Regions from separate parts of the Mus musculus genome. Here regions 1, 2, 3, 5 and 6 are each linked to region 4. Evidence: chromatin loops called from intact Hi-C (ENCODE). Cell type or tissue: gastrocnemius. All regions are shown on one strand.

What was found. Peaks named below come from ENCODE experiments on the same cell type or tissue, not always from the same donor. Only the 100,000 strongest peaks of a DNase experiment are listed, where the experiment ranks them.
Region 1: a loop joins it to region 4, with 4 times the contacts of the local background. A loop is called at or near these places in 4 of 42 quality-filtered maps.
Region 2: a loop joins it to region 4, with 7 times the contacts of the local background. A loop is called at or near these places in 17 of 42 quality-filtered maps.
Region 3: a loop joins it to region 4, with 3 times the contacts of the local background. A loop is called at or near these places in 2 of 42 quality-filtered maps.
Region 5: it touches region 4 in a loop (9-fold over the local background); 26 of 42 quality-filtered maps call a loop at or near these places.
Region 6: a loop joins it to region 4, with 6 times the contacts of the local background. A loop is called at or near these places in 17 of 42 quality-filtered maps.

The regions. Positions count from the first base shown.
Region 1 is chr6:48,501,446-48,506,445 of GRCm38, forward strand. It overlaps the pseudogene Zfp862-ps. Among named protein-coding and RNA genes, the nearest start is that of 1700026J14Rik, 34 kb to the right of the region's middle. In gastrocnemius, a CTCF peak has its summit at 2,933; DNase peaks (open chromatin) are centred at 2,894 and 3,261; H3K4me3 peaks cover 1,537 bases; H3K27ac peaks cover 1,262 bases.
Region 2 is chr6:48,769,416-48,774,415 of GRCm38, forward strand. Gimap3 (GTPase, IMAP family member 3) reads right to left here and starts at 1,436. Exons shown (of 5, transcript NM_031247.3): 1 at 1,227-1,436. In gastrocnemius, a CTCF peak has its summit at 2,812 (motif pointing left); a DNase peak (open chromatin) is centred at 2,788.
Region 3 is chr6:48,485,563-48,490,562 of GRCm38, forward strand. Sspo (SCO-spondin) reads left to right here. Exons shown (of 103, transcript NM_173428.4): 75 at 738-898; 76 at 1,039-1,262; 77 at 1,481-1,522; 78 at 1,663-1,818; 79 at 2,340-2,549; 80 at 2,768-2,935; 81 at 4,136-4,267; 82 at 4,363-4,609; 83 at 4,841-4,993. Among named protein-coding and RNA genes, the nearest start is that of Sspo, 40 kb to the left of the region's middle. In gastrocnemius, a CTCF peak has its summit at 2,362; DNase peaks (open chromatin) are centred at 902 and 4,332; H3K4me3 peaks cover 759 bases; H3K27ac peaks cover 1,598 bases.
Region 4 is chr6:48,175,789-48,180,788 of GRCm38, forward strand. The region is part of intron 1 of Gm16630 (predicted gene, 16630); the gene reads right to left. Among named protein-coding and RNA genes, the nearest start is that of n-TCgca8, 8.0 kb to the right of the region's middle. In gastrocnemius, a CTCF peak has its summit at 2,330 (motif pointing right); DNase peaks (open chromatin) are centred at 2,339 and 2,709.
Region 5 is chr6:48,643,856-48,648,855 of GRCm38, forward strand. Gimap8 (GTPase, IMAP family member 8) reads left to right here and starts at 3,379. Exons shown (of 6, transcript NM_001077410.1): 1 at 3,379-3,430; 2 at 3,552-3,672. The coding sequence starts at 3,581. In gastrocnemius, a CTCF peak has its summit at 3,311 (motif pointing right); DNase peaks (open chromatin) are centred at 1,993 and 3,331; H3K4me3 peaks cover 1,334 bases; H3K27ac peaks cover 1,473 bases.
Region 6 is chr6:48,394,511-48,399,510 of GRCm38, forward strand. It overlaps Krba1 (KRAB-A domain containing 1), which reads left to right and starts at 1,076. Exons shown (of 18, transcript NM_001347152.1): 1 at 1,076-1,377. The coding sequence starts at 1,366. It overlaps Gm16630 (predicted gene, 16630), which reads right to left and starts at 898. Exons shown (of 5, transcript NR_152250.1): 1 at 128-898. In gastrocnemius, a CTCF peak has its summit at 3,075; DNase peaks (open chromatin) are centred at 1,068 and 3,052; H3K4me3 peaks cover 3,071 bases; H3K27ac peaks cover 4,256 bases.

The DNA of each region.
Region 1 (5,000 bases), 330 kb after region 4:
GAGTGTCCCTGGTCGTATCCTTCAAACCAGTGGTATTCTATCAACACAGAATTCTGGAACATTCAAGCTATCCTCCTCTTGACAGCAGTTTTACTGAACCATAATTTATATGGAAACTCCACCTGTGCCCGTGTGCCCGTGTGTGTGTGTGTGTGTGTGTGTGTGTGTGTGTGAGTATGTGTACACAAGTGTGTAATTTTTAAGACATGGTCTCTCTGTGTAATCCTGGTTAGCCTGGAACTCACTAAATAGACCAGGCTGGCCTTAAACTCAACAGAAACCTACCTCCTCTGCATCTGAGCACTTGGATCACTGGTGTGAGGCTCCACACCCAGTCTGAAAATCTTGCAATTTAACTTTAAACTTTAAAAGACTTTAGAAGGAAGTAATTAGTTATATATAAAGTAATGCTGGCAACTAGTGCTGACAAACGATTGTGTGGTCTCTATCAGGGGACTGGAGGGAGAGTTCAGCCTGGACCTGAGCAGCAACTTGGACGGGCCACATATCACCTCCATCCAGGTTTAGAACTATTTCCATTGTTTCCTGCACACCGACAATCAACCTCTCCTACTTCTAGCCCCAGGGCAAGCACTAATCTCAACAGAGTTGTCCCTTCTGTTTTTGTAAAGGCCTGGCCTCTTTCAGCTAACTTGACAATTCCTAGGTTCACGGACATTATAACATGTAACAGTGGTTCACAGAAATTATAACATGTAACAGTGGTTCACGGAAATTATAACATGTAACAGTGGTTCACAGAAATTATAACATGTAACAGTGGCTCATTACCTTTTACTGCTAATTAGTAACCATTGCATGGATCATCCACAGAATGCCTGTGATCTGTTCGTTGATCCATATTTCTTATGGCTTGCCTATCTATTTGCCAGTTGGTAGACATTCCTGTTGTTGCTGCTTTTCCTCTTATGCATAAAGTTATTATGAACATCTTCTTTTTTAAAGATTTATTTATTTATTATATGTAAGTACATTGTAGCTGTCTTCAGACACACCAGAAGAGGGCGTCAGATCTTGTTATGGATGGTTGTGAGCCACCATGTGGTTGCTGGGACTTGAACACTGGACCTTTGGAAGAGCAGTCGGGTACTCTTACCCACTGAGCCATCTCACCAGCCCCCTATTATGAGCATCTTTGCACAAGTCTTTGTGTGGACATTTGTATCTTTTATATCCCCAGAACCTATGTAGAAGGAGGACTGGACAGTCCTCATAACCCCAGTACTGGAGGTACAGAGATAGTATATCTATTGTTGGTCAGTCAGCCTTGCAGAAAAGTCAGCTCCAGGTTTAGTGAGAAACCCTGTTTAGTTGGGGTTTTATTGCTGTGAACACACACCATGACCAAGGCAACCCTTCTAAAGGATAGCATTTAATTGGGGCCGGCCTACAGGTTCAGAGGTTCAGACCATTATCATCAAGTCAGGAACATGGCAGCATCCAGGCAGGCATGGTGCAGGAGGAGCTGAGAGTTCTACATCTTCATCTGAAGGCCACTAGAAGAAGACTGGCTCTCATGTGGTTGGGGGAGGGTCTCATTGCCCACTCCCACGGTGACACACTTCCTCCAACAAGGCTACACCTACTCCAACAAGGCCACACCTCCTAATAGTGCTACTCCCTGGGCTAAGCATATTCAAACCATCACAGACTCTGTCTCAAAATCTAAGATATAGGCTGACTAAAGACAGCCCATAGGGTTGGAGAAATGGCTCAGCGGTTAAGAGCACTGACTGCTTTTCCAGAGGTCCTGAGTTCAATTCCCAGCAACCACATGGTAGCTCACAACTATCCGTAATGGTATCTGATGCCCTTTACTGGTGTGTCTGAAGTCAGTTACGGTGTACTCACATATATAAAATAAATAAATATATTTAAAAAAAGACAGCCTGTAACACACACACACACACACACACACACACACACACACACACACACAGTAAACCCAGCATGATGGCCAAGTTTGTAATCAACAGCACTTAGGCTCAGTGAGAGACCCTGTCTCAAAATTCAAAGTATAGGGTGTGTAGAATAATTTATCATTTATCCTTTAGGGAGCCTTATAAGGATAAATTTGGAATTTTAGATTTTTAAAAAACACAGAAATATTGTAAGAATGTGTTTTTCTTTTAATCCCAGATGTGGGGATAAGAGACTGCCTCAGACTGTCCACAGAGGCTAGTTTTGCCTGGTGCTCTCCCAGAGTCATAGTTTTGCCAGCTGCAGATAGTTTCTGCAGTTGTGTGACTTTTAGAACTCTGGGAACTTTTCAGAGGGTGTAGAAATATTAGAGGCCTGATAGGTTGGTTGGTGGTCTTTGCGGGGGGCGGGGGGGGGGGGACGGGAGGTGTTGGTTGTGGTTTGTTCGTAGTCGTGCTCAAAGAAGAAACCAGAAGAAAGAAATAAGATTCAAGCATCTGTCTCTCCCCCCTATTCTTTCTCACCTATCTAATGTTAGGGGGTGAAACTGAGGGGATAAAATGGTGGGAAAAAGAAGAACCCACAAAGTAGCAAAGAACAGCTACAGAGGCTCGGATGTGTACCTCCAGTCCCTGCCCCCTCAACCAGCATGATGGCCCAGCCTGTAATCAGCAGCACTGAAGAGACTAGGCAGGAGAATAAGGAGTTCCAGGTCAGCCTGGGCTAACAGATGACATGTTATGTTTTTGTTTTATTTTGTTTTTAAGAAACAAAGAAAGATATGTCCGGAAAAAGTATTGCTCTTCTTGATTAACCTTGTTGACCTGTGGACCTGTGTGCAGGCTGGAGTTGACCACAAGTCCTAGCAGGACCTCCAGGCTGGACTACATTTCCCGTGAGCCTTTCTGTCTCCGCGAAGCGGCAGCTGTAAAAGGCTGCGCTAGTACGACACTATTCCAGCTCACCACTACCAGAGCCAACTACTGTGCTACTGCCTCCCGCTGTAGGAGAGATTACTTTGCTGCCTCGTGTCTCCTTACCCAGGCGTCTCGGCTCCGGGAGCCCAAGTCCGGAGTGGGCCGCGGTACACTTGGAACAGGCTCGGAGGGAGGGGGTCTGCACGGCCACCAGAACCAAGCCATGGAGCTTGGGGAGTCGGGGAAGGTAGGACGGGAAAGCACCGGGCTACTCTCCCTTCTGTCATGCATCCTGGTCTGGGCTAGCGGATGAGTTAGCCTTGCAGGGAAGTGTTCACTCACCTGCCTCGTTTGGGAGGTATTACTCCTCCACGTCTGAGCATCCCACCCCACTCCCCTCCCTTGTGTCATCCACCCCTGCTTGTGGCCGCTCTGCCAGTGGTCCAGGGGTGGAGGCTAGCCAAGCTTCGTGATGACCAAGTGCTGCTGTTTTTCCTTCCTCTTCTTTTTTTGCGTTTCGAAGAAGCCTTGCTTTAAGACATAAGAGGCTGGAGGTAGGACGCCAGTGGGTGCCAGAGGGTGGCTAACGGAGAAATGAAGTAATTGCCTGGTGTTTCTTAGTTCCCCCTTCCCGGGTTAGGACTGAGAAGGGGAAAAAAGGCTTCTGGCATTTTCTTGCATACTTCTATTTCTAGTTTATCTGCTTCGTGAAGAATGTGGACATAGTTTAGAAACACACTCCACAAACTTGTTTCAAGGCTTTGGCAAGAGGAGCCTTTGAGATGAGAGATGAGGTACGGTAGAAAGTGGTCCAGAGCAGAAGAGCGAGCCTTGCTTGAAAGGGTTGCTAGCTTGTGGGCACACTGACAGAGAGACAGTCAGCCTTTTAGGATTAAGGTCTTTGGCAGTGTTATTTTGTAGCCAGTTCTTTTGTACAGAGCTAGGAGTGCTGAGGTTCAAACTCTGGTTCTTAGATGAAATAGACAAGAGCTCTACCCACTGAGCTACATCCTCAGCTTTGCAGCCTTTCTTGAGTTTTTTTTTTTTTTTTTTGCGGGGGGGGGGGATGCGGGGGGCGGCACGGAAGGAATTGTCTCAACAAACTTTTTCAATTGCTATGAGACTTTTTATCTCCCCCTTTGTCCTCCCCCCCCCCCCCCCCCCCCGTGTTCATTTAATAACCATTTGTACTATGAGCTTTGCATTGAATAAGATGTTGGAAGTACAAGATCACACAGGAAGGAACCTTATTCCCCGGAGAACCCTCCTGTAGTTCCCACTTGATTGACTTGGTGAGCCTGGGAAGGTTGGCCTAGGAACGAGGAAAGGTGAGGAGGAGTGTGTCTGGTGCTGTGGTTTTAACTGGAAAGGTTTCTGCATTAGGAAAGCAGTTGTTTTTGTTTGTATGTTTTGTTTAAGCATCTCTCCCACCCTCCCTTTCCTCCAGTCCACTAGCTACAGATATTTTTCAGATCAGGCAGTCTAGAGAATATCTGGGTGAAGGCAAGCTCGACTGGACCCGTAAGGAATGAAAGCTGTTTGGCCAGCCTGTACGAACAGGCACGCACTTAAAGGAATGTCCGTGTCTCTTGGGTAATCTCTTCAGATTGGTTTAGATTGAACCTGAATTCAGATGAAATGGGGCAGGGAATATTTAAATTAGTGATTTAAGGCTAATTTCCAAGCTCTTCTGCTCAGTAGTAGTCTTTCTTAACCTTTAACAAGAAAAGAGAGGAATATAGATATCTTGGAGAAATCAAAGGGATTTGATTTTTTTTGTTCAGGTCCAACCACTAATTAAAAAATTTCAAATCTCAGAAATTTCTCCCTTAATTCTAGTTTGGGCCTGACTTGAGCATCTCAAATCTCAAAGCCCACCTCCAGTGACACACTTCCTCTAACAAGGCCTTACCTTCTAAGAGTGCTACTTCCTTTGAGCCTATGCAGGCCATTTTCATTCAAACCCTGAGAGGAAGGAACATTGTGAAAACAACTGGCAGTAAAGATACATTGCAAGCCAGTAAAGAGACAAAGGCCTGGCTAGAATGAAAACCTCAGGCTGCTGCTAGGTAGAGGGATGGGAGGGGGAATGGCTCCTGTGTTAAGGTAGAGAGAAGAGGGCTGAGCTTCATGTTGACAGAA
Region 2 (5,000 bases), 590 kb after region 4:
TTCTTTCTTTCCCATATCCTTCACCACAGCATCTTGAGAACAAACTGTCCTAATGGGGAAAATGTGTCATGCTGTTATGAGGGAAAACCAGTGTGCAATGGTCATGGGGTCCTTTCCGGGAATAAAAGCTTTACTGCCTGCAGCTTCATTCTGTTTGCTTTGACTGGTCTTTAAAGAATGTATTACTTTATCCAAAACAAACAGCAAATGCTTTCTGTGAACAGATGAACCTGAGTGAACGCACACCTTTAATCCCAGCACTCGGGAGGCAGAGACAGGCAGATTTCTGAGTTGAAGGCCAGCCTGGTCTACAGAGTGAGTTCCAGGACAGCCCGGGCTACACAGAGAAACCCTGTCTCGAAAAACAAAACAAAACAAAACAAATTCCCTCCTGCCCAGCACTGTGAATGTTCACCAAGAAAAAGAAAAGTGATGGGAAAGAAAGAAAATTAAACCTGCAGGGGACGGGGAGATAAGATAGCCAGTCCAGCCACTCAGTGAGTACTGGATTCAGTGAGATGATACGCCAATAGATAATTTAGCCAGTCAGAGAGTGCAGACCACAGTCAGTGATGGAAAAAGACATCTGGTGTCCCTTTGCTCTCCAACATCGAGGAACCCAAGGCTCTGGGGAAGAGCCTGGGGTTGTTCTTATCCATTGATAGAGTCCTGACCCCGACTGGATAAAGCGAATGCTAGTCAGACAGCTAGGGTTCCTTCTGGACGATGGGTAGTGTATGAACTTCAGATCACCCATGGGGCCCACGTTCCATCTTCCTGCCACAACTCTAATTTCCCAGCTCACAAAACCCGGTCTGATGCCCCGTCCCAAAGACTGGTTCCCCTCCAGCTGCTCTCTGGTTCCCAGACACTCAATACAAGCCTGGCTGACAGCTCTAGGGAAATTGCTTTAGAAGCTTGTCTGCTCCCTTTCGCCCTTGGAAAGCAAGGAGAATGTCTAAGAGTCCACCTCTCCTGAGTCCTCAGTGGTGTGTTAGCCTTGTTCTGTGAGGGAGAAAACTCACTGATGTTCCACAGACAAGACTAAAAGTCCCTGGGGAACAGGAATTTCTCTACAGTCTATGAAAAAAGATCAGTTGTCTTTCCCTTCAGGTTGACACTAATTGTTACTGGTAGATTTAAGGGTGAGCAGGATAGAAGAACACCACACACACACACACACACACACACACACACACACACACACACCACAAGATCCCTGTTACCTGGTGAGTTCCTGAGGATCTTTCCATTCAAGATCTATAGCCACTGTGGAGCTACCTTCCAGGCCTAGGCAGCCTCTCACATTGGTTTGTAGTCTTTCGTAAAAGTACAAGAGCTACAAGAGGTGAAGGCCAGCTCACAAGATCTGTCTTCCAGGGGGAGGAAGACGGTGTCTCCTGAGGGGTGGGAAAGGGTGATGTACATGAGTTTCTCTGAAAAGGGGTGCTCTGAGGGCCACTGAAGAAGGCAGCCAGTGGAAAAGGTTGATTTAAAAAAAAAAAAAAAGTTCTGCTTCCTGCTCCACCCTCATCGGCCACACCACTGAGATGTTTGTGTACAAAGTATTCTCTATGGGCCTAAGAGAATCTAGAAGTCTAAAAGCATGGGCAACCCAAGACTCTAGCTTCTGCTCCTCCTCACCAGGCAGACAGCATGCATCTCTTCTGCTCTGCTGTTTACCTCTGCCATCCGGAGGTAGCTTCTTAGATGGAATTTGAGGTGGCAGTTGAGCCTAAAGTGGCTCTCTCCAGGGCCCACTGGACAGATCAATAGCTATCATGCTTGAGCCTGGCTAAGGTACCCTGGCTTCTAGGGAGAGTATGGGAGAACAAGGCTTAGGTTTTCTCACCTGGGCAGACCTTGTCTCCACAGAAGCCATGAAGCTAGCTACCCAGTCTATAGTATGGTTTAGGCAAAGCAACAGCACTTAGTGGAATCCCAAGTCCCTGTGCCTCTGCCTGCTGCCCTGCAGGACTCAGGATCCGGAGTGAGCCAGGTCTCCTCCCTGGAGGAGTTCCACTTAGCCGTGTGTTTGAGTTCAGATCACTTTTTTATTCACTTGCTGTTCTTTTCCGCGTATGAGTGTTTTGCCTACATGTATGCAAGTGCCCTCTGCACATGCCTGGTGCTTGCAGAAGCCAGGAGAGGCTGCTGGATCCCCTGGATCTGGAACTATTAACACTTGTAAGGCTCCTTAACTACTGAGCCATCCCTCCAATCCCAAGTTTGGGTGATTTTTTTTTTTTTTTAAACAAAAGAATGTTCAAGGAGGAGAGTGGGATATGGGATCTATTTGGGTGAAATGAATATAGATGTTGTTCCTATAACCTGCATGTTCATATCCTTAGCTTTTTGTTTTGTTTTGTTTGTTGGTTTTTTTCGAGACAGGGTTTCTCTGTGTAGCCCTGGCTGTCCCGGTCTGTAGACCAGGCTGGCCTTGAACTCAGAACTATCTGCCTGCCTCTGCCTCCCAAGTGCTGGGATTAAAGGTGTGAGCCACCACTGCCTGGCTGTTGTTTTGTTTTGTTGTTTTAATTGACATGTATGCTCTTGTGGGTTCCTGAATCCACCTCAGCTCCTGCAGTGTGATTTCTTCCTCACAGAACTCAGGGATTGTTTGGAACCTTTTCTCACTGCAGCTTTCTGGTCCACGCCTCCAAAGGGAAGGTGCATCCTGCTGTGAAGGGACGGTCAGCAGGAAAGGAAGCCAGACTGCAGCCAATGAGAACAAGAGCCTGAGGCTCAAAACTGTAGGAAGGGAGTGGGAACTGGCGTCGACGTCTTGCAAACACTGCCCCCTGCTGGTTACCTGCTGGTTTGCTGTGTTCTGTTTTGCCCAGTCTGGAAATATTGAACAGTGGTTTGGGGGAGTTGTTTGTTTATTTTTGATGTGCCTGAGCTCGCACGTGCACATGCTCCTGAGTGAACACAGGAAAGCCAGAAGACTGACTGAAGGTGTCTTCTATTACTGCGATACCCTATTGCCTTGAAATAGGATCTCTCAGTGAATTCTTGATTTCTACTAGGTTGACTGCCAGGAGCTCTAGGACCTGCCACTTTGCGCCCGATGCTGAGATTACAGGCACAAGCAGTCATGCCCAGATTTTTATTTGGATGCTGGGGATTCCAACTTAGGTTCTCATGCTTGCACATAAAAAGTTCTTACTCACTGAAGGCTAACCGTCGCCTCTCAGCCTCAACAAATGCTTTCCTTTTGACTTGCTACTCTAGAGAGCCCTCCTTTCTCATCACCTTGTTTAAAACCATGCTGCTGTACCCACACGAGAGTCCAAACACGAATGCCTATGGCAGATTTGTTCACAAAGCCCATCCAAATGCAGAGACAACTCAGATACACTTTAGTAGGTGGGTGTGACACACCCGGGCAATGGGAACTACAAAGAGATGCGTTAGCAGGACACATGGAGCCTCAGAGGGAACGTATATACATGCTGCTACGTGAAAGAAGCTGATCTGGCAGGGCTCTGTGCTGTATAGCCACAGCTCTGTCGCATGCTGGAAAGGACAACTGTGAAGATCACCTGTGGTCAGGGACTTGGGGAAGTAGAGGGAGAAATGAACAGTGAAGTCAGAGGAATCTATGCTAATGAGATATTCTATCTGACCTGTGGGTTGCTGTTATCACCCACTTGTCAGGACCCACAGGATGTCAAACACCATGAGTGACCCCTGCTGTAAAGCTACACACTTTAGTTAATAAAATACATGAATACAATTCCATGGACAGCAACAATACTCCACTAATGCAACATGTTACTGATAGGAGAAACTGGTAAGGAGAGCATGCCCCCTCTGTACTTTCTGCTCAGATTTTCTGTAAATTTAAAACTGCTGAGGATGGAGAGATAACCGCAGTTGAGACCATCAGCTGCTCTTTCAGAAGACTCGAGTTCAATTCCCAGCACTCACAACCATCTGTAACTCATCCCAACATTTTCTTCTAGCCTCTGCAGGCACTGTAGCACACGGTGCACATATACATTGCAGACAAAACCATTTATACATATAAAAGAGAAAATATAGGTTAAATGAATTTTTAAGAACTTATTTTTAATAAAGTTAATTAATTTAAACTCAGCAGAGGATAAAAAGGGATGAGACAGGGCAAGAATCAGAGTAAAGGAGGTGAAATAGAGAGGGGGGTTGAAAAGGGATGAGAAGAGGAAAATAAAGGGTAGGAGAGCAATGGTCGCTCGTACTTGACAAATCAAAGCCTGTAAAAGCATAGCGAGAGATAGCCAAGGTCACCAGCTGGCAATGCTGGTGGGAGTGCTGGGAGAATGTTTATTTTATTTCTGTGTGTATGAATATGTGATTGTGTGTGCACATGAGTGAAGGTCATGCCAGAAGAAGGTATTAGGTCCCCTGGAGCTGAAACTGCAGAAGGCCGTGAGCTGATGTGGGGTCTGGGAACCAAACTTGGTTTCTTAGGAAGACCAGAAAGTGTTCTTAGCTGCTCGGCCATCTCTCCATCTCTCCATCTCCGTGAGTTAGTCTTAAATGACTGCAGAGGGCTGATTCGACCCTGGGATGCTGACATTTCTTTCTCTGGCTGCCTCTGCCTCTTACATCACAGTGAAGGCTTTTATCTCACCACGGCTCTCAGCACTGTTTCCTTCATCTGGTTACTTGATTTATGGTTGTTGTTTATGTATAGGACCCATCTCTAGCTTCTCTAATTGCCCATTTGATTCATAGGCAAATGGATGACAGGCAAATGATAGACAAATCTGTTAAATATATAATATAATGGAGAGTTACATTTCACAAAATTGCATAGCAGCAGGAAAGTGGGACTGATATTTTAGAGCATTAAATTATGTGTTCTGTATTATTTAGTAAGTATACTATTATCTAATAATGTATGTACTAATTTAAATGCATAGCTCCTATGTCAGTGTTCTTAAAACTTTCTAAAGAGATACAAATAATAAGTTGATACAGTGGACTTTTAATTTTAGTACTTGAGAGGCAAA
Region 3 (5,000 bases), 310 kb after region 4:
GGCCTCTTAGACAGTCCCCTTTGTCATGGGACCTTAAGTAGCACTCAAACCTGAGAGGCCATTACTCCTGGGCTCCCATAATTGTGCATGGCACGTGGACCAGCATCCCTGCCCTCTGTGTCGGGGACTGTGGATCTTCACTGCCTCTCTCTTCCCTGCCAGGTCATTGTGGGGGAAAGACCCCCCACACCTTCATCCTAGCTGGTCCCAGATCCTTGCCTCCAGCTGTGGGGACAGAAGGCAGGCAGGTGTTCCCTCTATTCTGTTGACTCCAACAGATAGGCTCTGGGAGTCCACACCTAATTCTGGTGGCCTCTGCCAGCCATATCCTGATGTTTTCTGGCCCCATTTCCTTGAGATTATGACACTATGCCTGATGGAGAAAGGGCTGCTCCAAGGTCAGGAGGACGTTGAACACCAGTGTTGGTCTCACACTGAGACAGCCAGAGTCCTCTGATGACTGGCAGGATTCTTTGTCTCTCTGAGTCTTGGAGCCTCTGCCAGTGTCTGCCTGTGTCACTCTAGCTGTCTGTAGAGAAAGATGGCTGACTCTTAGGCTGGCTCACAGCCTACAGACCTTCAGTCCTATGTGTACTGGGAAATGTCTCCTGAGGCAGAGGTCCTCCCTCCTGCTACCATTCCCTCTCTTTCCCCGAGTCTCATCAGAAGCTGTACACAGATGCCCAGTAGGAAGCCTCCTGGGAGATGTCACTATCTCCTTCTGTTCTCCCACCCAGGAGTGCCCCTGTGTGTTGACAGTCCTGCTGCTGCAGGAGCTGGGGTTGGCTAGCGCTGCCCTCGGATCCTATCCAACCCTTCTGGGAGATGAGGGCAAGCCCCTTGGACCTGGAGTTGAGCTGCTCCCAGGCCAGATGCTTCAAACAGACTGTGGAAACTGGTAGGGGAACCAGCAAGGTGGGGACTGGGCTAAAACGTGGGGGAGGGGCTAAACGAGGGATTAGAGCATGAGGACAGGGAACCCTGAGCTCTGTCCTCTAGCCTGGCTGGGCCTCCTTGGCCACTTTGTTCTGTCCCCAGCTCCTGTGTTCATGGGAAGCTGTCTTGCTCTATGGTGGAATGCTCCAGAGTGCATGGCAGCTTTGGTCCCTGGGGCATGTGGAGCCTTTGTTCCCGCTCCTGTGGTGGGTTGGGTACCCGCACCCGAACCCGCCAATGTGTGCTTCCCACACTTGCGCCTGGTGGACTGAGCTGCCGTGGGCCGCTTCAGGACCTGGAATACTGCTTCAGCCCAGAATGCCCTGGTAAGGGAAATATGTACCACCTGTCTGGCCAGGTATGGCCCAGCTTGTCTTTATCCTGCTGGTATCTCTGGCGTTTCCTTCCTTTTGTCCAATAGCTCTAAATTTTTGTTTGGGTCTCCAACCAGCACTTCTGGAGATCTTAGCATGTGTTCTGTGTGCTGCTGGGAGGGTGCATTGGAGTCCCAGAAACAGTTCTGAGCAAGGTTTCCTTTACACAGGAACTGCAGGGTCCACAGTGGAGCCGGTGACAGGCCTTGCAGGTAGCCCGGGTCTCCCTGCACCTCAACAGTATGGCCTGTCTTTGGGTCTCCTCCCTCCCCATCCTACATCCTGGAAGGGTTAGAGAGCCTTGGCTACTTGGAAATATACTTTCTCTTTCCTCTATTCCTCCTTCCCACAGGTGGCTGGGGCCCGTGGTCTCCATGGTCTCCGTGTTCCCACAGTTGCACAGACCCTGCTCACCCGGCGTGGCGCAGCCGCACACGCCTCTGTTTGGCTAACTGTACAGTAGGGGACTCCTCACAGGAACGTCCGTGCAACCTGCCCTCATGTGCAGGTATGGCTCTGGGGCCCTAATCACAGCCTTCAAACAACTGATCTAAACCCACACCTAGAGCCCAACATCCATCCCCTAGAACAACCTAACAATCTGATCTAATCTAATCCAATCTCATCAGTGTCTGACTCTAGACCTCTTGTTCACTCACTGTTAGCCCTAGCAGCTGCTCTGAGCTCTGCCAAGTCTAGCAGGCTCCTTGGTCCATCCATCCGTCCGTCCGTCCGTCCATCCGCGCCGCGTGTGTGTGTGTGTGTGTGTGTGTGTGTGTGTGTACTGTCTGTGGGGTTGTTCCCCATCCCTCAGCAGCCCCTGAGTCAGAGATTTCTGTCCTCTATGAGGACAAGACACACAGGATACGCAGGCCCAGTTGCCAAAACCACACACCCGCCAGAATCAGATACAGAACAGGAGCCCTGGGTGTGGATGAGATCACAGCTGGTCAAGGGGAAGAAACCTGAGCTGGGGGAGGGGAGAGCCTGGGATAGGTTCTGGTAGCTCCGGACCTTTCTCACCATCAGCGCTGCTCCCGTGCCCTGGCCCTGGCTGTGGGTCAGGGAACTGTTTCTGGACGTCCTGGGCCCCATGGGAGCCTTGCTCCCGAAGCTGTGGTGTGGGCCAGCAGCGTCGCCTAAGAGCATATCACCCCCCTGGGCCTGGTGGACACTGGTGCCCTGACATCCTGACTGCGTACCAAGAGCGCCGCTTCTGCAACCTTCGTGCTTGTCCAGGTGAGGGGAGCTAAGGACAAAGCCTGCTTCAGGCTCCTCCCTGCCCCTTCCCCTGCCCCTGCCCCCGCCCCCGCCCCCGCCTCCGCCCCCGCCCCCGCCCCCGCCCCCGCCCCTGCCCCTGCGAAGCTCTGATGCCTTGCACATGCCAGTCATCTCCAGGCTCATGTGGGGCCCTCTGCCTGTGCTAAGCCCTGATAGAACCATTCTCTTTTCACCAGTGCCTGGGGGCTGGTCCCACTGGAGTCCCTGGTCCTGGTGTGATCGCAGCTGTGGAGGAGGTCGATCTTTGAGGAGCAGAAGCTGCTCAAGCCCACCACCCAAGAATGGGGGAACATCCTGTGTTGGGGAGAGGCACCATGTCCGGCCCTGCAATCCCATGCCCTGTGGTACTGCAGTGGTGACAGCTACTTCCTGCCTATTGAGCTAAATTCTGCAAAGCTCTCTCCACCCCCACTACTAACTTCATTTCCACTATACCCATGGGATGGAGAAGGAAGCAGGCTGTTATTTTGTGGGCTACTAAGGAAAACAGAGATGTTCAGGGGAGGGATGGCTGGATCTTGGTACCGGGTTGGAATATCCTATGTGTATCTGGGTCCTTTGTGGCTAAGGGCGGAATGCAAAGATCTATCACCTACCTGGCTCATCCCTACTACATCATCCCAGCCTTGTCTGCCCTATTAACTACTGGAGAACCACTTAGCCCAGGTTTCTGAGAGCTTGCAGTGTGGTATCAAGGGCATATGTGGTAAACTGAGCCAGAGACTATACTTGAGCCCTCCCCTCCCTCTCCTTCTTCCCCACTCCTCTTTTAGCTTCAACCCTTCCTTCCAATGCTCCCAGCCCTAAGGGGCTTAGTCATTCCCAGACCCATTTGTCAGGAGATCCCCGTTCATACTGCACCCTGCCTCATATTTCAGACCAGGGCCATGAGCCATTAGGTGAGAATGTTGGCTTCTGAGAGGTACAGATGTAGTCTAGCTTCATGAACACGAACTGGATGACCAGCTAGAACAGTAGGTTCTGAGAACTTACTGTGCACTTAGAAAACAACTCCAGGGCTCTGCCAAGCCTCCCATGTTTCAGTTCATACCAATATGGGGGAACGGGGAGGGGGAATGGATCCTGGAGCCTCTAGGAGTCCTGATAGGAAGGAGAGAGAGGTTATCTTAGTTTGGGTTTTTATTGTTGTGAAGAGACCCCATGACTACAGCAACTCTTATACAGGAAAACATTTAATTGGGGCTGGCTTACAATTTTAGAGATTTAATCCATTATCATCATGGTGGGAAACATGGCAGCTACCAGGCAGACTTGGTGCCGGAGGAGCTGAGAATTCTACATCTTGATTCACAGGCAGCAGAAGGGGACTGGATTCAACACTGGGTGGAGATGAGCATAGGAGATCTCAAAGCCCACTCCCCACAGTGATGCATTTCCTCCAAAAAAGCCACACCTACTTCACCAAGGCCACACTTCCTAATACTGCCACTCTCCATGGGCCAAGCTTTCAAACACATGAGTCTAGGAGGCTATTCCTATTCAAACCACCGCAGGGAGCTTAACACTGGGTTTGTCCCCTACAGAGGAAGGCTGCCCAGCGGGCATGGAGATGGTGAGCTGTGCCAACCACTGCCCCTACAGCTGCTCAGACCTGCAGGAGGGAGGCATGTGTCAGGAGGACCAGGCCTGCCAGTTGGGCTGTCGCTGCTCTGAAGGTAACATGCTAGAGATCTTTCTGGCACCTCAGGGTAGCTCAGTGCGAAGGCAGGTATGGTCTAGGCACCAACATCCATCTGTTGCCTCCCCACAGGGTTTCTGGAGCAGGATGGAGGCTGTGTGCCAGTTGGACACTGTGAATGCACAGATGCCCAGGGCCGCAGCTGGGCCCCAGGGAGCCAGCACCAGGATGCCTGCAACAACTGTTCCTGTCAGGCTGGGCAACTCTCCTGCACTGCTCAGCTTTGCTCACCTCCTGCCCACTGTGCCTGGAGTCACTGGTCTGCCTGGAGTTCCTGCAGTCACTCCTGTGGACCTCAAGGGCAACAGAGTCGCTTTAGGTATGAGCCTGGGTGACAAGGGTCTCCTGCCTGGCATGTCCTCTCTGGCAGAATTCTGGGTGCTTCTTGGTTTCATCAATGAATTTGCTCCATCCTGTGTCTGGCCCAGTTTGTGCTGGTCACCTAGGCCTTTTCTTAGCCACCCTCATGCTCACCCTGAAGCCAGAAGGATTATGTAGGGCATGCATTATCTGCCACCTCATCCCCGCCTTTGCCCCTGGCCCTGCCCAGGTCCTCCACGTCAGGCTCGTGGGCCCTGGAGTGTCAGAAGGAGCAGTCACAGAGCCAGCCTTGCCCTGAGGTCCCCTGCCCACCCCTGTGCCTACATGAAGCCCACCTCCATGAGCTGGGGGACAACTGGCTGCATGGAGAATGCCAGCAGTGGTAAGCA
Region 4 (5,000 bases):
GGGGCCATGCCTATTCAAACCACCACACCCCTATTTGTTATGGGATAATGATTTGGGATGTTGCCTTATTCTGTTTATCCCATGAAAAAGTTTTTGTTATATTGATGACATAATGCTAATATCTGAGTGTTTTGCAGATTTGGAAAGCCACTGGAGAAATAACCAGATATAGTACTTCCACCTATCTTATAACCTACAATAACTGGGTCAACTGAAAGGAAAAAATTCAAGAGGTATGCTACATTGGCAGAAAAGGACACTCACAGAAGCCATAATGTTATTAATAAATAATGTTATTAAATAAAACCCCCAGTGCTATGTACCACCGTGCCACACAGGATGTGCTTGCACAATAGTGGCTCTACTGCCATTGGTAAGACTAATGGCCTTCCAATTTGACTTAAAGCTTGCTCCATAAAAGGGAGTTTCATGACTAGTACTATAATCCAGGAAAAAAAAAAAACTGTGGCTAGAGTGAACATAGGTCCCAACAGGGCAGCAACTTTTATCCTTTTACTAGATGGATGTGATGTACCCATCAAATTGCCTTCTAAACATTTGTGTTTATACCCATAGATCACTGTTGTGAGCTTCAACTCATAACCAATGATGAAATGCTTAAGAACAAATACATAGTCTGTAGCTATGACATAGATGGATATCTATAGTTACCCCCTCCAGGGATCAGGGGTCTTCCAGAAAGAGAGGTCAGAAAGACTCCAAGAGCTGTAGGAAGGGGTGGTCTGTTGTGTAGCAGTTTCTTTGGCTATTGAACCATTCTATTCTGCAGGGAAGCTCCTTAAGCAGAAGGCAAATAACTCAAAATAGTTTCAGGAAGTCCCTGAAACTGACCAGATTCACTAGGTCCCTCCTTCCTTCCCAGAGTAAGCAGTAAAGCTGTCTGAGGGTCATTCACAGACAAACCAAGGGGAAAAAAGCGGAGACCAGCTGATCTGCCTGGAAGAGGTATAGATCAACTGAATCACTTGGAAAAGACTCTCCAACCTATTGAGCTACCTGCAGGCTATGCAGGATGCTCCAGGTTCCATGTTTTTATGAACTGTCACTCATGCTGGGGTTGGCTTTGGTGGTGCAGTTGTTCCCACATTCTTGTAAGTAACCCCAATTAAACTTATTAGCTCACCAAATTGAACTTGGGTAGTACTCACACTTTAGTCTGTCATGGACTCCTTATCTGTGGTGAGTAGGTGTGTGTGTTGTGTCTCCACAGGAAAAAGACTTGTCATGCATGCAAACATCCCTTTAACCTCCACCTTCATCTGGGCCTCTCCATTTTGTTTTAAATGACTAAAGTAATGCCATCCTCTCCTAATTTTATTTTGTCTTTGTCTTGTTTCTTTTTAGCCTTTCATCTCCCAACAGCCACTTTCATCTTAACAATACTTTTGTAACTGTCCATGTCCTTGTTCTAAAATGGATTATGGAAAACACTACTGAACTTTACAACAAAAGCAGAGGTTATTAGGCTGCCCCAGTCCCCTCACTAATGTGACCCCCTTCAAACACTGATGTAATTGTTATCTTTTAACAACACACACTTGGTGCCCTCAGCTTGGGCTTTAATTGACTTAATCAGTGTGGTTATGAATAAATACTTTGCATGGATCATTTCATTTGGAGGCTCCATCCTCACTGATGGCATGCTCCGTGGGACTCGCCTCACTCATGGCCTTTGCTGCCAGGGAGAGGCTGCAGGGAAGGCAACCCTGGCAAATGCTCCAAGGCCCTGCTCTTTCACTGAGTCTCGACAGGTCTGGAGTGACTACCGTATCACTGACATTAAAACAGTCCTCTGACACTCCACAGTTGTAAGTCTGTATACTGAGTCCACGTTGAGTTTGAGGCCCATGGGGAGCCTTTTAATTAAAGGGGCTAGCTAGGCTCTGGAGGAAACCCCCTAATTTAGAGGAATAGGCCCTTTTCCTGGGAGACACTTTCTTATGGAAAAGGAATATATGCCCAAGGGATCTTTCTTGAGATTATGGAAAGATATCCCCATTTAGGGAGCCCTCTTATGGTCTGGAATTTTTTTCTGCTTGGGAATAAAAACTTCAACAGGAAATCCTTCCCCAATTCTCCAATGCTATACTGGGAGTTACTATCTTGGTTCTACCTCTCATGAGAGATGTGGCTTTGATTTTGCTTGAATGAATGGCCAGCCACTTGTATAAATGAGTGAACGGGTGATGAGCAAGCTTGGTCCAGGGAATTTTTTATTTAATTCCTTGATTTTGTTGCTGGTGTTTCCATTTTGACTCCTCTCCCCAAAAGTAAGTTGGGTGACTTGCTTAAAATTCTGCGGATTTCTCTGGATTCTGCCACTAGGTGGCATCCTGTGTACATTGTTGTTAGCTGTCTTTTTTTTTTTTTTTTTTTTTTTTTTTTGTCTACAACAGAAAAGGAGAGGGGGAGGAGTGAGGAAGAGATGGAGGGAGGAAGGAAGGGAGGGAGGGAGGGAGGGAGGGAGGGAGGGAGGAAGGAAGGAAGGAAGGAAGGAAGGAAGGAAGGAAGGAAGGAAGGAAGGAAAGGAGGAGTCTCCCTTTCTCTCTAGGACAGGAAAATTCTAGTTATCTCAGTCTGCTCCTGGAGTCACACACAGCTGCCCCTCCTCCAGTGCCTCTAAGGTGGGGGTGAGGGGGTGGGGCATCAGGGCATGCAGTGGGGTTGGGGGTGGGGGTGGGCATTCATAGGACACCCAGTTCAGGATACCCTTGCTTTGGTCACAAGCCCAGCCCGATCCTGGGTGCCCAGACTCCCACTCCTGCCCAGAAGATGGGGATCTGCTGAATGTCCTAGGCCCTTGCAGTGTTAGCCAGAAAGCTGAACCAAGGCCTGAGCTACCAGAGGCTTCAGTGAGTACGCTTGCCAGGGGTGGGGGGCAGGGTGCTCCGCTCTGATGCTGGGTTCCCTGTCACTGACCTGTTTTTCCACTATAGAAGGTGTTGCTCCATCCTGGAGCAGTGACAATGACTTCAGAGGACATCACTCTTTCCTGATCTGTGATCCTTTCTCTGCTTCTGGAACTGGAAGACCTAGACCCTTCCCCCCTTTCTGATCACCCCTGAACCCTATGCCCTCCTAGACTCCATCCTCTACACCCACTACCTGATATGACTGTCACCAACTTCTGCCTCTTTACTTATTGGGACAGATGTTGGTACTCTGTCTGGACTCCACCCCCAGGTAGGCCTGGCTCACTATAAAAGGGGCTGCTTGCCCCCCTCCTCCCTCTTTTGTTCTCTTGTCTCTCTTACCCCCTTGCTCCCAGTCTCTCCCCATTCCCTTTCTCCCTCTCTCCATGTGGCCATGGCTGGCCTCTACTTCTCTCCTCTCTCCTCTCTGCCTTTCTCTGCCTCTACTACCTTCTTGACTTCCCTCCCCATGCCCTAAATAAACTCTATTCTATATTATACCATTGTGGTGTGGCCGGTCCTTTAGGCAGAAGGGATGCCTCAGCATGGGCCCACTGAGACACCCCTTTCCCTCATACCTCACCACAGAACATATCTCCTTATATCCTTTATCTTCTTATAATCACAACAACAGAGGCAGGAGAGAGAGAGAGAGAGAGAGAGAGAGAGAGAGAGAGAGAGAGAGAGAGAGAGAGAGAGAGATTTTTTCTTCAGCAACTGGTATGGATGTGGAAAAGTCACTCCCCTTTGAAACAGATTTCCCATCCAAGAGGCCTGATTGGGAACCCAACCCCCAGTACCAATGAGGTTCCCAGGCCCTGAACACTTTTCATTGGTGCCTTACAACTGGAATCTAGGGTGCAGCTCAAAAACGCACTAGTTTGTCTAAGACTACTCAGGTTCTTTGGGGCCCAAAAGAATATCCCAGGGCATTTCTGAAACAATTACAAAATTATATATAATTTTGATCCACAGGTTCCATAAACTGCTAGGACATTAAGCTTAGCTTGTCACTCAATCACCTCTGGACATCCAGAAACAAAAGACACCTCCAAAAGCTAGAGGACTTGGCAGGGGTAAATACCTCTCAGTTCATCAAAGTGAACCAAAAGGTTTATAATAATCAAAACACTGAAAAAAGACAAAAATAAGCTGCCTTGGCCATTGATTGAGCCACACAGAGACAGACAAAGATCGTGTTTTCCAGTAAGCCCACTCTAAGCTTCGAATTGCTTGTACCCCCCACCCAAAAAAAATCCCCCAAAAGGAAACAGGAAAAAATGGGGAAGATGAAGAAGGCCCCCAGGAAAGGGATCAGTGTACATTCTGTTTCCAGGAAGAATGAACCTTCAAACTATCCTAAACCCAGAAAACCCTCTCAACTGAAAAAGTGAGACAGTGAACCAAAATGAAGGCACCAGGCCTCTGCCCTCTTCAGACTCCAAGAACCCTTGGTCACTGTGTCATTGCAGGTCACCCAGTTAAGCTTTTAATAGACACTGGGACAGAAGTTTCTGTTTTGAAAAATCCAATGGGATGCCCCTGGGAAGGGGGATGCCTGGGGCAGGGCACCATCTCAAAGTCGAACGGGATGGGGGATGGGGTGAGGAGCTCTGGGAGGGGATCAGGATTTGGGGGTGGGGGGCAATGTCTGGGATGTAAATAAATAAAATAATTAATTTAGAAAGGAGAAAAATTCAATGGGGCCAGTTAATATAGGCCACAATCAGGTGACTCACTCCTCTGTGGTGGCCCCAGATTTCCCTTTCTCCTCATGCTTGGAACTATCTGCAGCTGGCAAAGCCATGCCTCAGCTAGAGCAAAGTAAATCATGGTCAGCTGCTGCAAAGCAGCCCATGTCCCACACCGGGGTTAAGATGAAAACATACTCTTACAGCATTACTGTGATTTTTAAAAGAAGCCAAAATTCCAGAATTCTCTCTACAGAGGGATTTAGTCCTCCATAGAGGATCTTCACCCAGTTATCTGAGAGACCCTGTTGAGGTCCCAGTCCACCATCACTTTTCCCTTGTACAAGCCCAGTGATACTGTCTGGGTCAAGCAGAT
Region 5 (5,000 bases), 470 kb after region 4:
GGAGAAAACTGGAACCCGGAGCTTACTGCCCAGCCTGCAGCCTCTTCCAGGTGGCTTGGTTAATCTGAACCTCTCTGCTAGGCAGCCCAGCTTGTCTGAAAATTGTCATGCATTCTTGAATATTTATAGGCCACTAGCATCAAAGTCTTTTTGAGAGTGGAGAAACTTTATCATGAAATCATACCACTTAACATATATTTTACTATGGCATACAGAACATATATATTGATAACAAGCACATAAAATTAGGGCTGATAAGATGGCTCAGTGGGTTAAGGCATTTTTGTTGTCAACCTGAGTTCAATTCCCAGAGCCCACGTGGCAAGAGAGAACCAAATCCTTCAGGTTGTCTTCTGAACTCAGTATTCATGTGTGCTTCCCACATGCTAAGTAAAATAGATACTTAAAACCCAAGTCAGTCATGGATACAGGCTAGCCCCTGCAACCCCCCCACACACAAACGACATATAAGCAATTACATGGGGTGAACACTATTGAACAATGTAAGAAGAAACCCAAAGAACATACAGGTTGACTACATTTAATAAGCATATATGCTTAGCAGAATCAAGATAGAAAATTTGTACCTTGACAACACAGAGCTTAACCCAGGTATTCAGAACAGCTGGGCGAAGGCAAAGGGTTGGTTGTTGACAGGTTAATGAAGTGAACTGGTTAGTGTTAACTAGAGGTGGGGCTCACTTATGCTGGGGGAGAGGCTTGGCAGTTTTTTAAGATCAGTGTCTGGAGACTAAACATAGGCCAATTCTAGAGATCAGTTATAGGGAATAAAAGGACACACATTGCATTATGGGTTCAACCAGAGGCCAACATTTACCCTGAATGCTGGCACTTGGAGGGAAAGAAGAGCCAACTGTACCCCATTAACTCAAGTTGCACCTTTTTTCTGGGTTCCCCCAAGGAAAGGAAGCTTCCCTGACCGCGGGGATGCAATGGTCCCAGTCTTCACTTAAAGCTATCTAGTTGGTTATACTGAACTGACCCAGAAAAGATGCTCACAAACCAAAACTCGCCATAAATCAGGAGAGAGAGAGAGAGAGAGAGAGAGAGAGAGAGAGAGAGAAGAAGAAGAAGAAGAAGAAGAAGAAGAAGAAGAAGAAGAAGGAGGAGGAGGAGGAGGAGGAGGAGGAGGAGGAGGAGGTGGAGGAGGACTTGCCACCACTCTGGAAAAGTAAAACTTTACTTCCTCTGGTAGGTCCGGTGCATAAGAAAGCCTGGCAGAATGGAAAGTGTCAGGGTGAACATCATAGCCACATGCTCTGCTCCTGCCATTCTCAAAAGCAGCACTGAGCACCAGGACAGGAACAGGAGCGGGCAGAAAAGGAGATCTTCAGAGCACTCCAGAAAACTTTCCCTGAATGTCTTCACACCACACACCAAAAGCGAGAAACCTCCCAGGGGGAAACGTAGCTCCTGACCCTTCCAGATTACAGTGCGCTATCATCCTCCTCACTCACAGGTTCCATCAAATGTAGCCTCCGCTACTGTCTGTCAACTGCAGAAGGGAAGTGGGGGTTTCCACAGCACATATTCTCCCTTGCTCCCACGGCTCGCCAACATACCACGGTGCTCACACCCCATAGGTAGTTTCACTGTGGCAGGCTCCGCGGCTTCCCTGACTTGAGACTGTGGGATCCTTGCAAATGTTCCCTCTTCTTTTTTGTTTGTGTTTGGAGACATAGTTTCACTATGTAGCTCCGGCTGGCCTGGACCTCACAGAGCTTCACCTGCCTCTGCCTCCCAAGTGCTGGTCTTAAAGTGCGTGACGCACAGATTAGCCTCTGTGTCTAACACAATTCATGGCCGTCGTAGACTCCTCCTTGCATGACCGCATCTTTCTCCTTATGCAATTTCTGTTAGTTTATAGTCCCACTTTGTCCTGTCCCTACTGAGAGCTAGGAGAGTCAGCAGGGACCTTTCAGGTTCTCATTTGCTCCATGTGTCGTTACACACGGCCACTAGAGGGCAGGAGACCCCATCCTTCCTTAGAGCCAAACCAGAAAGGCCGCAGAGCAAAATCATTCAGCAAACCAATCGTCGACCTGCTAAGTCACGAAGAAGTTGTGAGAAGCTTTAATTTCACTTTAAGCACTCTTCCAAAGCTTATTATTTCATTTAGGACGCCTGCCCTTCCCCCCGACCCGCCCCCAAGTCCATGGCTTCTCAGTTTTGGAGCAGCAAGAGCTTGCTAGCCCTTAGCTCAGCCTCACAGGCACCTGTATATCCTAGTCTATAGTTTTCACCTCAACATTTTAATTAGATGGTATTCTATGCACTGACCTGGTGCCCAGGGGAGGTGGGGACTGTTCTATGAGTGGACCTTCTTTATTAAGGTGAGGTGAGTGAATGGGAGGGGGAGGGGGATAGGGCAGTTTTCTTTGCCAGTGTATGAGTCTGTATGTGCCCTGTTCCCCAAATCCTTCAGGATCCTTATAGCATAAGCACACGTCACTTTAGACTTCTAACAAGGAAACCATGCTGTTCTCAGTGTGCCCCTTGCTTAGGAAGTACAGATCAGATTAGGTCGCTGGGACACAGTGAGTTCTGTGAGTCATATGAAAACTCAGGTTCAAACATTTCTGTGTTTTGCTAGCTGGGGGAAAGCTTTTTCTCATCTATGAGGGAGCACTTTATTCTGGGAGAAAGCAAATGGTTCCTTTGTAGTTTTATCTACATTGTGTGATCAGTCCAGGCTGAGGGAGACGGTGGTGGGGATGAGCCAAGAGGAAAGTCTGCTGGGTTTTACTCCCAAACTGACTTCATCAAAAACTTCCGATTTTGGTCTTTGCAAAGAATAGACCTGATCTAGTTTGCTTTTCTGTTGCTGCGATAAACATCAAGACCAAAAGCAACTTGAGGAGGAAAAGGTTGATTTCAGTCTACAAGTGATAATCTGCAGGAGAGAGGCCAGGGCAGGAGCTCCAGGCAGGAACCTGGAGACAGGAGCTAAAGCCGAGACCATGAAGGAATGCTGCTTACCTTTCCCTCTGGCTTGCTCAGCTGCCTTTCTTACACAGCTCGGGCCACCTGCCGAGGGATGACACAGGCCACCCTGACGGACTCTAATATAAATCAGCAATTAAGAAAATGGCTCTCAGGCATGGCCACAGGCCAGTCTGTTATAGGCAATCATTCAGTCGTGTTTTTTTTGTTTTTTTTTTTTTTCTACCCAGATGACTCTAGGTCTGTGTTACATTCATAGCTGAAGCTTACTAGGACAAGACCCAAGTAGGCCTTTCTGTTACCATCTTTGTCTGTAGCAGTGTGAATGACTGTGCTCCCACAGCCACATGGTGGCACCCAAGGGCATCTCCAGAAGACCTGTGCCTTTGTGTTCACACCGGCCCCTCCCTAAGCCCCTTCCGTGTTCATCCTATGTGCTCTGAGCTCCTTCTCAGGCTCTACTGATGTAAGACATGCTTCTAGAAACCTCTTTCTTCCTAGAAACATTTGGAAATCCTCCTGCCAGGGAGACTGGGGTGGCCTGGTAAATCTTTAACTCTCCTTGTGTGGCTCTTGGCCCTCTTTAGGATTTGCTTCCACTGACCTGAGGGCAGAGATGGCGACTTCATCCCACCAAGGAGCAGCTGCAGGAAGCCAGGCAGAGCACAGAAGCTGTGAAGCATCAGTAGGACAGGGGGAAAGACCGAGGTATGTTTCAGAGGTGTGTGTGTGTGTGGGGGGGGTCTATTATAGCTTGGGGGGGGGTGATAAGTTTAGACTGTGGAAGGCAGTCTGCCCTGTGTTGGGTTGGATTTCAAGAGCTGGAATTATGTCACTCCAACCAGATCCAGTAGGGATGTACCGTATTTTTCCCAAGAAAGAATGTGGAACAGCTGCCTGCCAGGAGGTCTGTGGGGAAAGGCTTCACACCTAAGGAGGAAGAAGAGGACAGAAGTGTGGCAGACAGGGAGGTTCAAGATCCAGCAGGGAGTGTCTCAGGGGTTGGACTCCCAGAAGGAAGTCACTGGTTGTCACTGGGACTGTTGGTCTCCTGGAGAAGCAGATGGCAGTATCTATGTCCTATATTCTCTCTTCGAACAATTTCCAGTCCTTTCACAGAAAGATCCAGTTAGTCATGTATTGAAGGAAGTCTTGAGTTTATGTACATTTAATCCAAACTGGCCCTCACCTGCTAACTCCTTTTCTTATGCTGACTGACTCACTGTCTAGGACTAAACGTCTTCCCCCGCTGGGCTCTGGAGGCCTCTCTGATCTCTTTTCTCTGGGACCACTTGCACCTTGATGTGGGATGAATCACAGAAGCTCCTTCCAATGGTTGAACTCGTGGTACCCTTGGGCAATATCCAGGGAAGACAGAGCGGGACTCACAGACTTACTCACTCAACTGCCAGGATAGGGTGATGATTGTCTTTTGGTGGAAACATTTTGCTCTTTGTAGCCAAGACCTCTGTGCTAACAAAGTGTAAGATCTTGGGGACTGGAAGCAAAGATTTTGCTGAGGTCAAGTAGTGTCGTTCCCATTTGATTTTTACCCATGAATTGCTGACCCATGAATCCTGCTATAGAGAGATGGCACTGTATACTTTGATATTACCAGACCCATGTATAGTCCCTATCCATGTTACTGTGGCCACTGTGATGAGATTGTTGGCTGATGATCAGGTGACTGGGGAAGAGGATGACTGGCACCAACAGAATGGGTCACCCTGTCAGCTTGATGATCAAGCTCTTCCTTTGCTGAGGTCAGTTTTTGATGGGCATTCAGAAGTTCTCTTGCTTGTCTTCCTCGCAGTCCTTCCAGACACCTCTTCCAGACCGATTTCCCAGCCATGTTGTTTCCAAATCCACACCATCCAGCCAAATGGTTGGCTGGAGCCCATGGGTTGGTAATAGTTGCACATCTGACCATTTCTTCTTTTAGTGTAATGAACAAGGTGCGCTGCTCAAAGTTCTGCCCCATGGGGAGAATATTCTTCCAACGTGTTCTCAAGAGATGCCCAAGCCTTGGCCACAGT
Region 6 (5,000 bases), 220 kb after region 4:
AAAGCAAAACAGCGTCAAGACACTTCACATGCTGTAAATTATGTCTTCCTTTTTTCTTTTTGAAAGGTTTTGAGAGGATTTTGTGGCTTAGGGATCATAGGTCCCTGGCTTGAGGCCTAGGACTTACCCTGAGATGCTACTGGAGATGGACTGAACTTTCAGTTTTCTTTTTCCATGCTGCGGTCCTGTCCTTAGAGTGTGAAGGAAGAAATTCACTCAGCTGTGCTGGGCAGTAATGTTAGTGGTCTCTGCTCGATCATGTGTTCTGGCATGCCAGCATACAAAGCCAGTATGCCAGTGGAGCCCACGTAGGCCAGAGTCACTAAAGAGCTATGCTGGGGTGGCTAGGGAGAAATCGTCCTTCCTCGGATCGCAGATAAGGGGACGCCCCTGCAGACATTTTTAGGAGTGGAGAGCCGAGAACAAGTCCTGGGTATGGTGGCTTCTGCTGTGGCTCCAAGCACCTGTTTCAAAGCTCCAAAAACTTCTCTTTGAGTTTTTCCCATACAATGAAGGGAAAGACGAGGGCTCCAGGAAGGAAAATGAGCCTCAAAGTGCAGCCTAAGGACTATGTCTGCACCACAGAGACAGCAGCACAAATGAATCCAGAGATGGGGCACACACTTAGTCCACACATCATACATATATTTAAGCCTAGCGTTTGTCAGGAACTACTGGGGCCGCCACCATCAGTGGGCAACACGAGCAAGCAAATAGTCACATAAAATGTAGTGATGCAGATCAGTGTAGCGGTGAGCCACTGTGCCCTGGCCCTCAGCCACTCAGGGTCGGGTTTACGTGACTGCAGCCAACGGGAGAAACTGGTCCCTTTTTATCCATGCATCCTAACCTGGCACCTGTACAGGGCGCACTCAGAAAGCGCCGGATGCTAAAGAGAACGGAGGAGTGGATGGTTGGTTATTTGGATGAACGGTTGTTTGCACCTGAGCATGCGCAAGCCGCAAGCTCGACAGGATGTAACTAACCAGTGCCAGGCGGGTGCCTGAACCTGAGGAGCTAGAGGTGTGAGGGACGGAGCAGTAAAGGAGAACCCCGCCACACCCCCTGAAGCCACGCCCCAGGCACGGCGCCCTCTGGGAAGTGTAGTCTGCGCTTGCGTCGTTACCGCTGTGAGGCTGGGGGCTGCGGGCGGAAGCGGGACCACCCCTCCCGGGATGCGAAGCGCCAGACCGACCCAGACGAGCCAACTCTGCGGTTCTCGGTGTAGCGAGTTCCCCGGCCCCGCTTCCTGTCGTGCAGAACTGGGCCGCTGTCCCCGAGGGTCTCGAGGGTCTCGGTGCAGCCTCCAGCCAGAGCCGCACCGGAAGCTGGGTGGGCCAGGGAGTCGCGAAGCTGAGTTCCGCCATGGCGCTCCAGGTAAGACGAGCCGTTGCGGACCGACGAACGCCGCGGTCGGGCTTCTTGGTGCAGCGCAGTCCCCAGGGCAACAGGCCCGGGAGGATCCGTCACCGCCGACTTTGAGCTCGAGTGAGCCGATCAAGGTCGGCCAGTGCCCAGAATTCCCTAACCAGAAGTCTAAGGCTCTCCCCTTCTCCCAGGACACACGGACCTGGAGCTTTTTTTCTACCTGGGGAACTCATTCCTTTGGCTTTTCATTACAAGATCGTGAGAGGGTGTGCACGACTGAAGCCTCAGCAGGTCTTGGGGGAATAACTAAATCTGACATTTATTTTTGTTAAGATACGTAATCCCCGTGAATTGGGCCGGAAAAGTGGGGAGAAAGAAAACAGATCGAAGTTAATGCTGGTAAAATATGTCAGTCCCAGAGCTGAAGAAGAGCCACATCAGTTGTTGTGGCCTAGGTACAGTTTCGGCAGGATCGTGGGCTGTGAAGATGCCAGGGCAGTTGCTGCACTGCCTTCTGGGTAGACACCCAGAGTCAGATGTGCAATTTTGGTCCACGAGCTTTGGCCAAACTTAGGCAACTGTGTTGAGGTCGTGGCTGGACATCACTAATACCCCACAAGAATCTCAGGAGAAACGATAAGCCAGGTAAATCGAACATTGTCTGGCCTGGAAGCGTCTTTTTTAGCTATGGCTAACAGGTAGCCCAAGACTCTTGCTCAGATACTCCCACTGGCCCCATCCTAGAGTCTGCTTATTTGGGTTTTCTGTTCTGTAGATGAGGGAATTGAACCACAGATCTCTCCAACCTGATGTTCAAGGAAGAGTATTCATATACTGCATAGAGAAGATGGTCAGGCACGGTCTCTGAGAGTACAAGGTCCCAGGCTAAGGAAGAGGGGCAGAGATGGTCTAAGATCTTTATGTTCATTGTGACAGGGGTGACAGAATCACAGGGGTGTGTGCACAGTCTACAGTTGGGGACAGTGAGTAGCAGCCATGGTACAGGGTCTGACCCTGGTAGCCTGAGGCATGCTGGGGCAATGGGGCTAGGCTGATACAAGACTGAGTGCTGAAACTAAAATTTCATACAGAGACTGACACAGTTTCTTAGGAAGCCATCATGGGAGTTATGAGCAAGGAGATTGATCATCTACAGTGGTCCTAGTTAATCCTGGAAGGTTTTCTTCTGATGATTGGGCAGAGGTCCAGATGGCAAGCCAGCGGTAGCTGTTCTGAAGTTAATCTCCCCATCCACTCTGTCTCTTCCCCTTCCCCACTCCCTGTCCTTCACACACACTCTCTCTTCCTTTGCTTTTTATTTATATTTTTGGAGACAGACTCTCATGTGGCTGAAGATGACTTTGACCTGACTGACCTTCCTACAACGGCCTGAATCATAGGCATGTGCTACCATATCTGGCTTTGTGTGGCACTGGGAACTTAATTCCAGCGCATGCTAGGCAAACACTTTACCATCTGACCAACATCCCCAATTCGACTTCTTCCATTTGGGAAAGCTCTGAAGGGAGCATCTCTCCACTCAGAGCGAGTTCTCATCCGCATCAAAACAAAACCCTGTCAGTGAGGATGGCCTTTTGAGGCTAGTTGGAGAGAGGCCTGGAAAACATTGCAGGCAAAGGCCTAAAGGAGCCAGCTATATTTAGCCTTGAGATAAAGAGCCACCTATGCTGCCCCCCAGAGTCAGGAGTGGTGTATAGAAGAGCCTGAGGTGGAGATTAGGCAGATAGCCTTGGTGACACGAGCCACAGCATTTATGCTAGATTTATTGTAGCCTATGGTAATTAATCCTGTCTGTACAGTATCCCTGTGGACTAGGATATGATCCACTAGTACAGATGAGTTTGCTAATGCTCAGATAGGGCAGCCATTTGGCTGAAGTCCCATGACTAATATGTGGTCATTCCGTGCACCTTAGGTTGTGGCTCTCAAAAGGACTGAGCAGTCTCACAAAAGACTAATAGAAATGCTGTGGCTTGACAGTATCCTCTGAATTTCACCTGTTAGGAACTTAATGCCTAGTGTCATGTTTATGCTTTGTTGGAAAGTCATTGGGGTTGATGGGTGACTGGGGGAGTAGTCTTGTTTAGAAGGCCTTTCTGGCTTGCTTTCTCTGTTTCCCCATCAAACTGTCACGTACCATACGATGTGGCAGGGAGGCCTTCAACCAGCATGGCCCCTTGACCCTGGATTTCTCAGCATCTGCAACTGTAAGAAGTCAATTTATTTTCTTTATAATCACCCTGTCTCAGGTATTCTGTTATAGTAATCGAAGCACAGGAGGAGGGAAACCAGGTGCCTACTTCTAGTGAGAAATGAAGCTGACAAACTGAAAATGCATGCAGATACAGCTGTTGAAATATCTTGCCTCCTGTCTCCTTTGTATTTCTATGTTAAAATACCTAAGATGGGTCACTTATAAAGAACAGATTTTGGCTGAGTGTGGCAGTGCACACCTTTAATCCCAGCACTTGGGAGGCAGACTCTCTTGTGAGTCTAAAGCTTGCCTGACCTACATAAGTTCTAGGACAACCAGAGCTACAATAGTGAGGCTGCCTCTCAAAAAGCAAACAGTAACAAACCAGATTTCTTTTCCCCCCACAGTTGTAGCTGCTGAGAAATCTAACGTGTAAGGCAAGGACCTGGTGCCTGGCAAGGGTTGCCTTAATGTGTGGTTAGCTGCTTTTCTGGTTCTGACCACAGACCTAGCAGAAACACCTAAGGGAGGCCAGGTTTACTATGACTCATGTTTTCAGGGGGTTCAGTTGTGGTCATTTGACCCCTGTACTTGGGCAGAACATTGTGGCAGCAAAGTGTGCATTCTCTACGTCTTGGTGATTGGGAGATAGGGGGTTGGGTATGAAGGAACCAGGAGTACTACATCCCAAAGGGCCTTACTCAGTGATGTATTAGGTCCACTTTGTAAAGTTTCTATAGCCTCCTAAAATCATTCAGCAGACAGGGAACAAACTTTTAAAACATGAGCTTGTGAGCACCAGGAGGCTCTTCACATCCAGTAGCACTGTTGTCCCACCGTGGAAGGCGGAAGAGCAGAAGAGCACGAGTAAGAGAGGAAGAAGAGGCTAGCCCCATCATTTTTATCAGGAAATTACTTCCCCCAGATAATGGCCTTAATCTGTGTATAGCTTAATCACTCTCACCTAAAGTGAACCCTGCATGGAAAGCCAAGTGCTAATGCAGAGCTGTCTCATAAGCATACAGCTGTGGTAGCCTGAGCCATGCTGCTATTTAGGAGGAGTTCTGCTATGGAGGCCATAATATGCAGGTCATGTGGCCAAGGCCAGAGATCCACAAACAAGATTTTCTTTTTTGCTGAACTCAGTTTGTAAGCCCATGCTATTCTGTAGGAGCACCCTTCCTTCTGGCAGGGTCTGAAACAGCCGGCCAGTTCTAGCTCTTTGGGTTGCAGGCCACATTGGGTTGGGTCTTTGTGTTGCCATGGCTTGGCCACACAGTCCAGTGATTCCCTTAGCCATCACAGTGAGAAGGTTAGATTATAAACAGGGGCTTCTATTGTTTGGGCTTTATGGCCCCTTCCTTCTTGATGGTGTAACTTCTCTGATCCCCTGTAGTTGTCTACTAAGTGCATGAGG